3 separate regions of the Mus musculus genome follow, and regions 1 and 3 are each linked to region 2. The links are chromatin loops, found by intact Hi-C in ENCODE. Cell type or tissue: heart. All regions are shown on one strand. Region 1 has its middle 55 kb from the start of Rassf9. Region 2 holds the start of Rassf9 (Ras association (RalGDS/AF-6) domain family (N-terminal) member 9). Region 3 has its middle 200 kb from the start of Rassf9.

Evidence for each region. Hi-C counts contacts between places; a loop is a spot of excess contacts. Peaks named below come from ENCODE experiments on the same cell type or tissue, not always from the same donor. Only the 100,000 strongest peaks of a DNase experiment are listed, where the experiment ranks them.
Region 1: it touches region 2 in a loop (2.3-fold over the local background); 3 of 42 quality-filtered maps call a loop at or near these places.
Region 3: it touches region 2 in a loop (4-fold over the local background); 2 of 42 quality-filtered maps call a loop at or near these places.

Annotation. Positions count from the first base shown.
Region 1 is chr10:102,566,322-102,568,821 of GRCm38, reverse strand. No RefSeq gene overlaps it. Among named protein-coding and RNA genes, the nearest start is that of Rassf9, 55 kb to the right of the region's middle. In heart, no CTCF peak of the experiment used is centred here; no DNase peak of the experiment used is centred here.
Region 2 is chr10:102,510,857-102,513,356 of GRCm38, reverse strand. It overlaps Rassf9 (Ras association (RalGDS/AF-6) domain family (N-terminal) member 9), which reads right to left and starts at 1,135. Exons shown (of 2, transcript NM_146240.4): 1 at 773-1,135. The coding sequence starts at 819. In heart, no CTCF peak of the experiment used is centred here; DNase peaks (open chromatin) are centred at 1,016 and 1,446; H3K4me3 peaks cover 805 bases; H3K27ac peaks cover 776 bases.
Region 3 is chr10:102,711,308-102,713,807 of GRCm38, reverse strand. No RefSeq gene overlaps it. Among named protein-coding and RNA genes, the nearest start is that of Rassf9, 200 kb to the right of the region's middle. In heart, no CTCF peak of the experiment used is centred here; a DNase peak (open chromatin) is centred at 1,357.

The DNA.
Region 1 (2,500 bases), 55 kb before region 2:
CAGAATCACTCATTATCTCTTCTCCAGATCCTCCCAGTCCGTTCATTGTGTGATCAGCAACTCAGAGCATCCTCTGTCATTGATCTACCCAAGGCAAGTAATTTCTAAACTGCAGCACAATGCATAAAGGTTCTGTATAATGTGACTCAGCACATGTTTGTGTGCTTATTGATTTACTATCCCCACCTTCCCTGCAGCCTATAAAATTCTTTCCCTGTAATTTAAGATTGCTAATATGTCTCATGCCTATGGATTCATGTAGTATTGTTGCTTTGACTTAAAATGCCTTCTTTATTTTTATAGTCATATTATGAGATTAATTTCAAATAGTTTTCTTTCTAAATTCTTTTCTTCTGGCATAGCTTCTGGGGGTCACATTATCTCAATACTATCACTCTCAGCTTTGTCATTTCTCACAAGTAGTGTGAGAACAATCCATGCTGGACCAGTTCCAGTATCTCTGCTTCTTTGGCAGTCACTAATAGTCACTGACACAGGGTTAGGCTTCAGTGTCCCTATGTGACACTTTTCTCACTGCAGTAATAAAGGAATGCTCTTATTCACACAGAATAGGGCACATGCAAACCTGGGTGAGATAGAAAATGTATTCTCTATCAGATATCTTCACAATTGTTGGCTGTTTAGAGAGTACAAAGAATTTTTTTTTATTCAAACATAAATTTAGTGCTCTGGCCATAATGATGTTTTGTTTTCTGTTAGAAAATTGTCCTTTCTAACATAGCAAATATTTATTGATTTGTGTTCTGTCTCGACTCACTACAACATAAGATGCATGAGGACAGGTACACTGTTTTGCTCACCACTGTAATAGCTTCATGTCTGTTGCCATGACAAAATACCCTGAGAAATAGCTACTCAGAGGAGACAGGCCTTATTTGTCATACAATGTTATATTTCAACACTACAGGAAAGTGCAGGTGACAAGAACTTGAAAAAGCAAGTCACATCACAATCATTGTTGGGAGCAGAGTGAAACAAACCTATTTGTGCTAAGCCCTTTCTCTACACATATTCTGTCCAGAGCCCCAAACAAAATAATACCTACAATGAAGTTCTCGCATCAACTACCTTGAATCATTCTCCTGCAGGTCAACCTGATGTATCACCCGTCATTTAGATCCTTTCCCTAAGTGGCTCCAGAATATGTCAAGCTGACAAAACTAATCATAGCAAAGTTCGTGTCCTGGTAACATGTCAGAGCTCAGAAATATTTACCAAAACGAATGACTATATTACTTGTTCACGACCTGTTTAGTGCTGCTTTGGTAGCATTTTCTCATGTTGTAGTGACTCCCGACTATAAAATTCTTTGGTTGCTACTTCATAAATGTAATTTTGCTACTGTTATGAATCACAATGTAAATACCTGATATGCAGAATATCTGGTATAGGACCCTGAAGGGGCCACGATCTAAAGGGTTGAGAACTACTGGACTAAATAAATAAGACAAAAATAGACGGAATCACAGCACTTATTTGGTAATGTAACCAAATATTTATACATGTTTCTAACTATTACTACTTTGAATATTTTTACTTTCATTTCAAAGATCTTAGGTTTTAGTCTAAATAAACTTTGTAAATTAGACAATTGGTGCTTTAAAGGCAATTAAGGTTTTTTTTTTTCCCCTTTGTGGGTTAGTGAGCTTGAGTAGAATCCTCCACAAATTGGGAATTGAAATAGGACTGAGTTCTTAGTTAAGACCATGAATTACCATCTTGAGATATCTTCTGATGAAAATCCAAGTGGATTGATTCTAGGATCCTCACCTACTGAAGCTGTAGAATCCTAAGTTTATATATCTAGGCATCCATACTTGATGGTAACTTGCTATGTTTAAACCAATAACAAAAATAACTATATATAAATATAGTTTATATATAGTTAACTTTATATAAATGTATATAGCTAACTTTATATAAATGTATTATGGCTAACTTTATATAAATGTATCCATGCATACAACTTGAGTGGTACATTTTATGTTTCCTACAAACATTTATCTATTAATTTATATTTTTCCCCACACAGATCATTGTCCTAAGAAAAAACAATCAAATAACCACTCATATCAAAATTGATATATCATTTTAGTTTGTATAACATAGGGGAAACTGTTAGAGAAACTCCACGATGTCATCTTACATGTAAAGGTGTAATGCACTTTGATTTGTTTATTGTGTTTAATTGCTTTCCAAATATTCCCCCTCCCCATTGGTTCTAAAAGTAACCTTTTATCTGTGGAAAATTTCCACTTCCTCTCACAGAGACTTTTTATAGTGTATTCTGTTTGCTTTCAGTTTGGCACATCAGTGAGATTATTCTTTGCCTACACAATCTCTCACCAATGTTATGACCTTTCTGTGAGTCGCTATTGTTTTCTTTGATGTGCTGAAAACTTTTTCCCCCATGGTGGCATTTTACCTTTTAGTTCTTTGCTTTAGTTTAACTATGGTCTTATTCCAAGAAACAATGCCT
Region 2 (2,500 bases):
AATATTTGAGTATAAGTAAATTAGTTATGGTAGTGAAATATATAGATATTATCCCATTATTCCAAATCCCCCCTTCCAATCTCTCTCTCTCTCTCAGTATGCAGAGTACATGCATTAACTCTAAGTATAGTGGCAATAATAAAGTGAAGCACATAGCTGCTTGTCTCCTCTTTGAACGCCTAAGCCACCTAAAGTTCTCAAAGACACACAGTCCATTAAGAGCTCCTTCTGGGAATGTTCGCAATTGGGAACTTTCCAGATTTTAGAAATGCTCCACTCTTAGAGGGGACCAAAGCATTGTTTCCAGATTGTATCAGCAGTTGTACTTTTTTTTTTTAATTTTTCCTTTCAATAAGTGATTAGAAATCCTAGTTGTATCTTTCCCAAACTCTTAAGCTTTTTCAAAAAGAGATATTCTAATGCAACGCTTAAACTAAACCAGATCTTGTGATTCTTCTCTCCCCAAAAGTTCAAGACAAAGTAAAGAGAAAATGTTAGTGTTAGTTAGTGTACTCAGACTGCCATAAAGGGAAAAGAGAGTTAAAAATCAGTCATGATTTCCCATGATCCTTGTTCGGGATACGTCCATCGTCAATACAGGACCTATGGTCTGAAGAGCTAGCTGGGTCTTCATTCTAGATCCCGACCGACTCGCCAAACAGTTCTCATCAGAACCAAAGGCTTAGGGAACTGAATCCAACACACACACACACACACACACACACACACACACACACACACACACACGCACTCATTTTTTTTTTTTTTTTACCTGTTTTTATGTCGTGTCTTCAGTAAGTTTCTTCCAAAGGGAGCCATGGTCTGTCCGGCAAGGCAAGCAAATAACACAGTCCTTATCTCAAAGTAATCTGGGCCCTGGGAGGGGTGTCTGGGTCTCTCTGGTGAAAGGAGGAAGGCTGGAGGCTTCCTTTTCAACTCCTCAGATGTTCCTTGCTTTCAAGCTCATTAGCAGCTGGCTGAGAGAGTTGCTGGAAGTTGTGCAATTGCTGCCTAACTTTGAACTGCGGGATTGTTGTGGCTGCTGTGCCTAGGGAGACCAGCCCAGCTTCAGCCTGGAAGAAGGTGTGTGTTTGGAAGCTCAAAAGATAGAGGAGAGGGAGGAGAGAGAGGGAGAGAGGAAGAGGGAGAGTCAGAGAGGGAGGAAGGGTGGAGAGGAGGGAGGAAGGGAAAGAGAGAGGAAGGGAGGGAAGGAAGGAGGGGAGAGCCTCTATTGTGTGTTGTAGCTATTTGCCAACTAGCTAAACTCTAAGACCTGCCAACCCTACAGGCATGGTAATAGCCATGGAATGGGAATTGCACTCGACTTGGAACCCCCCCCCCCCTTTCCTGCTTTCCACACCCAGCCACACAAGGTGTACACACATAAAAGATTTAAAGCTACCCCCCTCCCCCCTGCGGCCTCCTGCCAGCCAGCTCCAGTCAGTGAAAAGTAATCTGATCTTGGCAAACAGGAATGAGCAGGAGGAACGCTTCCCCTACCTACTCCATACACACAAAATAAAAACCCTCCCCTTCCCTGAATGCAAGCGTGGTAAGGCCAGTTGAGCAGTGCAGCAACTAAGAAAGCAGGTTCCCTGGCTCTCCATTAAAAAACAAAAAAGGGTGGGGAAACCGTGAAGGACCAAGGGCTGCTGGGTTAACTGATCACTGCCCAATGATATAGCTGGCTTCCTAAGGTGCTGGCATCCGTCAGCCTTTGGAGACCACATGCTGTGTCTCAGGGACCTTGGGAGTGCCCTAGGAAAAGTGAGCTGCTTGCCATCACCACCTTTAACTACTGAACAGTAGAAGGAGTCTATGGAACTAAAATTGGTATACTATCAAAATGTGTGTGTGTGTGTGCGTGTGTGTGTGTGTGTGTGTGTGTGTGTGTGTGTGTCTGCTGGTATGTAAAACTTTAACCTATGACCTGGACGAGACAGACAGACAGACACAGGAGCTATAAAATGTGTGTGTGTGTGTGCGTGTGTGTGTGTGTGTGTGTGTGTGTGTGTGTGTGTCTGCTGGTATGTAAAACTTTAACCTATGACCTGGACGAGACAGACAGACAGACACAGGAGCTATAGGAGGATAAGTGTCCAGGGGAAAGTTCCTGGAGGATTTACTCTGAGCCTTATTTTGAAGAATCTGCTATCACCCCCCACCCCCCCACACACACACCAGCAATGACTCCCTAAAACACAACCCAGTTCCTAATCACATGCCTGTGGGGTTGGGAGGGAGGGAGGAGGGAGGGAAAAATGGGCTTGCCGGCCTTACAATTTCCCTTTTCAGGCTGATGTCTTGAGTCCCAGCAAAGCACACAGATGGACACTGTTTTCTATGGAAATCCCGTCTGGACAGCAGCATCAGCAAGCAAGACATGGTTGGAAGGAGTCGTTTTATTCTTGTACACACTTCAATGTTCAGGATTTCAAAGTGATAGGAAGACCCATTTTCATTATGTAATCACAACTTCATTTGTAGGATATATATGCAT
Region 3 (2,500 bases), 200 kb before region 2:
GAGAGACCAACCAGACCAGTAGTCTCAAGTAACCTGGAGCCCTGAGATCTCTCAGACAATGACATCCACCAGGCATCAACACTAGCTGATATGAGACCCCAACACATATACAACAGAGGACTGCAGGTTCTGGACTCAGTCAGAGAAGATGCACCTAACCCTCAAGAGACTGGAGGCCACAGGGTATGGGGAGGTCTGGTGGGGTGGGGGTGGAGGGTGGGGACATCCTTGTGGAGATGGGGGATTGGGGGGGTATGGAATGTAAAACAGTCAGAGGGTGGACCAGGACGGGGATAAAGTCTGGACTGTATAAAAAAGATATGAGAGAGAGAGAGAGAGAGAGAGAGAGAGAGAGAGAGAGAGAGAGAGAGAGAGAGCAGTGTCTCCATCAAATCGCTCCCCTCAGGGCTCAGGAACTTTGAAGATGTGTAAGCAGCATGATTGTAAGAAACAGAGGGGGTAGAAGACACTACAGAAACAATGCTCCCCACATACAACAACACTCACATACATATGAACTCATAGTGACAGCATGCACAAGGCCTGCCCAGGTCTAAGCCATATTGGCTCTCAGAACTAAGAGGGGAGACCTCTCTAAACATGGAGCAATCTCTAATTGACAGTTGCTTGAAAGGAAAAAATTAGTTCTCTTCAGTGGAGTGCTTTTGGAGATTTCTTTGTTGTTATTTGCCTCATACTGCTTTCTTTTGGGTTTTGTTTGTTTTTTCTTCCATCCTGGTTTTTTGTTCATATATTATGTTTTATGCTTTTATGGTTTCTCTGAGTGTGTGTGTGTGTGTGTGTGTGTGTGTGTCTGTCTGTCTGTCTGTCTGTCTGTCTGTGTGTGTGTGTGTCTGTGTGTCTGTGCCGTTCTCATGTCTTTTATCTTTTTTTTCCTATTTTTTGTTTGTTTTTCTATTTATCTGTTTATTTTCTAAAGAAAGCCAGAAAGAAGGCATGGATTTGGATGGGTGGGTAGGTGGAATCATCATGAGAGGAGATGAGGGAGGGTTGACAATGATCAGAATATAGTGTATAAAAATTATTTTCAATTAAAAAGAAAGAAAAAATGGGCTAAGAATGTTTTTTGGATGTACATTAAAAAAAACTTCTAGCTATAAAAATCTTTGTACATAAAATACACATTCCATTTGCTTCAGTTATGTATAAAGTCAGCTTGAAATATAACGGTGTAGCAAGTGTTTTGTTTTTTTGTTTTTTTTTTTTTTAATATACAGGAGTTCAGTGAAACATGCATAGAAACTGTGAAAGCCATAAATAATACTCAGGGTCCTGCCACAACTGCTATGCACATCACATTACCATTTGTGCAGCACTTCCTCTCCTGGAACTTGCACAATGGTTGGGTGTGGACTCTCAGGTTTCCTGAGTAAGTTCATGATCTCAGGAGCTTTTCCTCAGCGTGACAAATAGCACATTTTAAATGGCCTAATTCTGTGACTGAATCTGTCAAAGAACTTGTAAGGTTAGTATGGAAGATCTTTTTCAGTTTAGATTCTTTGTACATAGTCTGTGTTTTGTATAGTGTTAGGGAAAGTGTCTACTATGTAGCAATAGCACTTCAATCCTAACATTTATCGGTAAATACACCTGAAAATTCCATTCTTTCTTCACCTTAGGTTGATATAGTGAGCATATATTTAAAGGTAGCAATCATCAAAAAAATACCTTAAAACTAAAGGTTGATTCCTGCAGGAAAAATGTATGGTATTTTAAGAAGCTATGTGAATGGACTACGATTTCTTTGTTGATGAAAAAGCATTCCTTATTTTTCTTTTTTATTAGATATTTTCTTTATTTACATTTCAAATGCTATCCTGAAAGTTCCCTATATGCTCCCCCGGCCCTGCTCCCCTACCCACCCACTCCCACTTCTTGGCCCTGGCATTCCCCTGTACTGGGGCATTTAGTTTGCAAGACCAAGGGACCTCTCTTCCCAATGATGGCCGACTAGGCCATCTTCTGCTACATATGCAGCTAGAGACACAAGCTCTGGTTAGTTCATATTGTTTTTCTATCTATAGGGTTGCAGACCCCTTCAGCTCCTTTGGTGCTTTCTCTAACTCCTCCATTGGTGGCCCTGTGTTCCATCCTATAGATGACTGTGAGCATCCACTTCTGTGTTTGCTAGGCCCCAGCATAGCCTCACAAGAGACAGCTATATCAGGGTCCTTTCAGCAAAATGTTGCTGGCATATGCAATGCAAATCAAAACAACCTTGAGATTTCACCTCAGACAGCAAATGCTGGCAAGGGTGTGGAGAAAGAGGAACACTCCTCCATTGTTGGTGGGATTGCAAGCTTGTACAACTACTCTGTACAAGTCTAGCGGTTCCTCAGAAAATTGGACATAGTACTACCAGAAGATCCAGCAATACCTCTCCTGGGCATATACCTAGAAGATGTTCCAACTGGTAATAAGGACATATGCTCCACTATGTTCATAGCAGCCTTATTTATAATAGCTAGAAGCCAGAAAG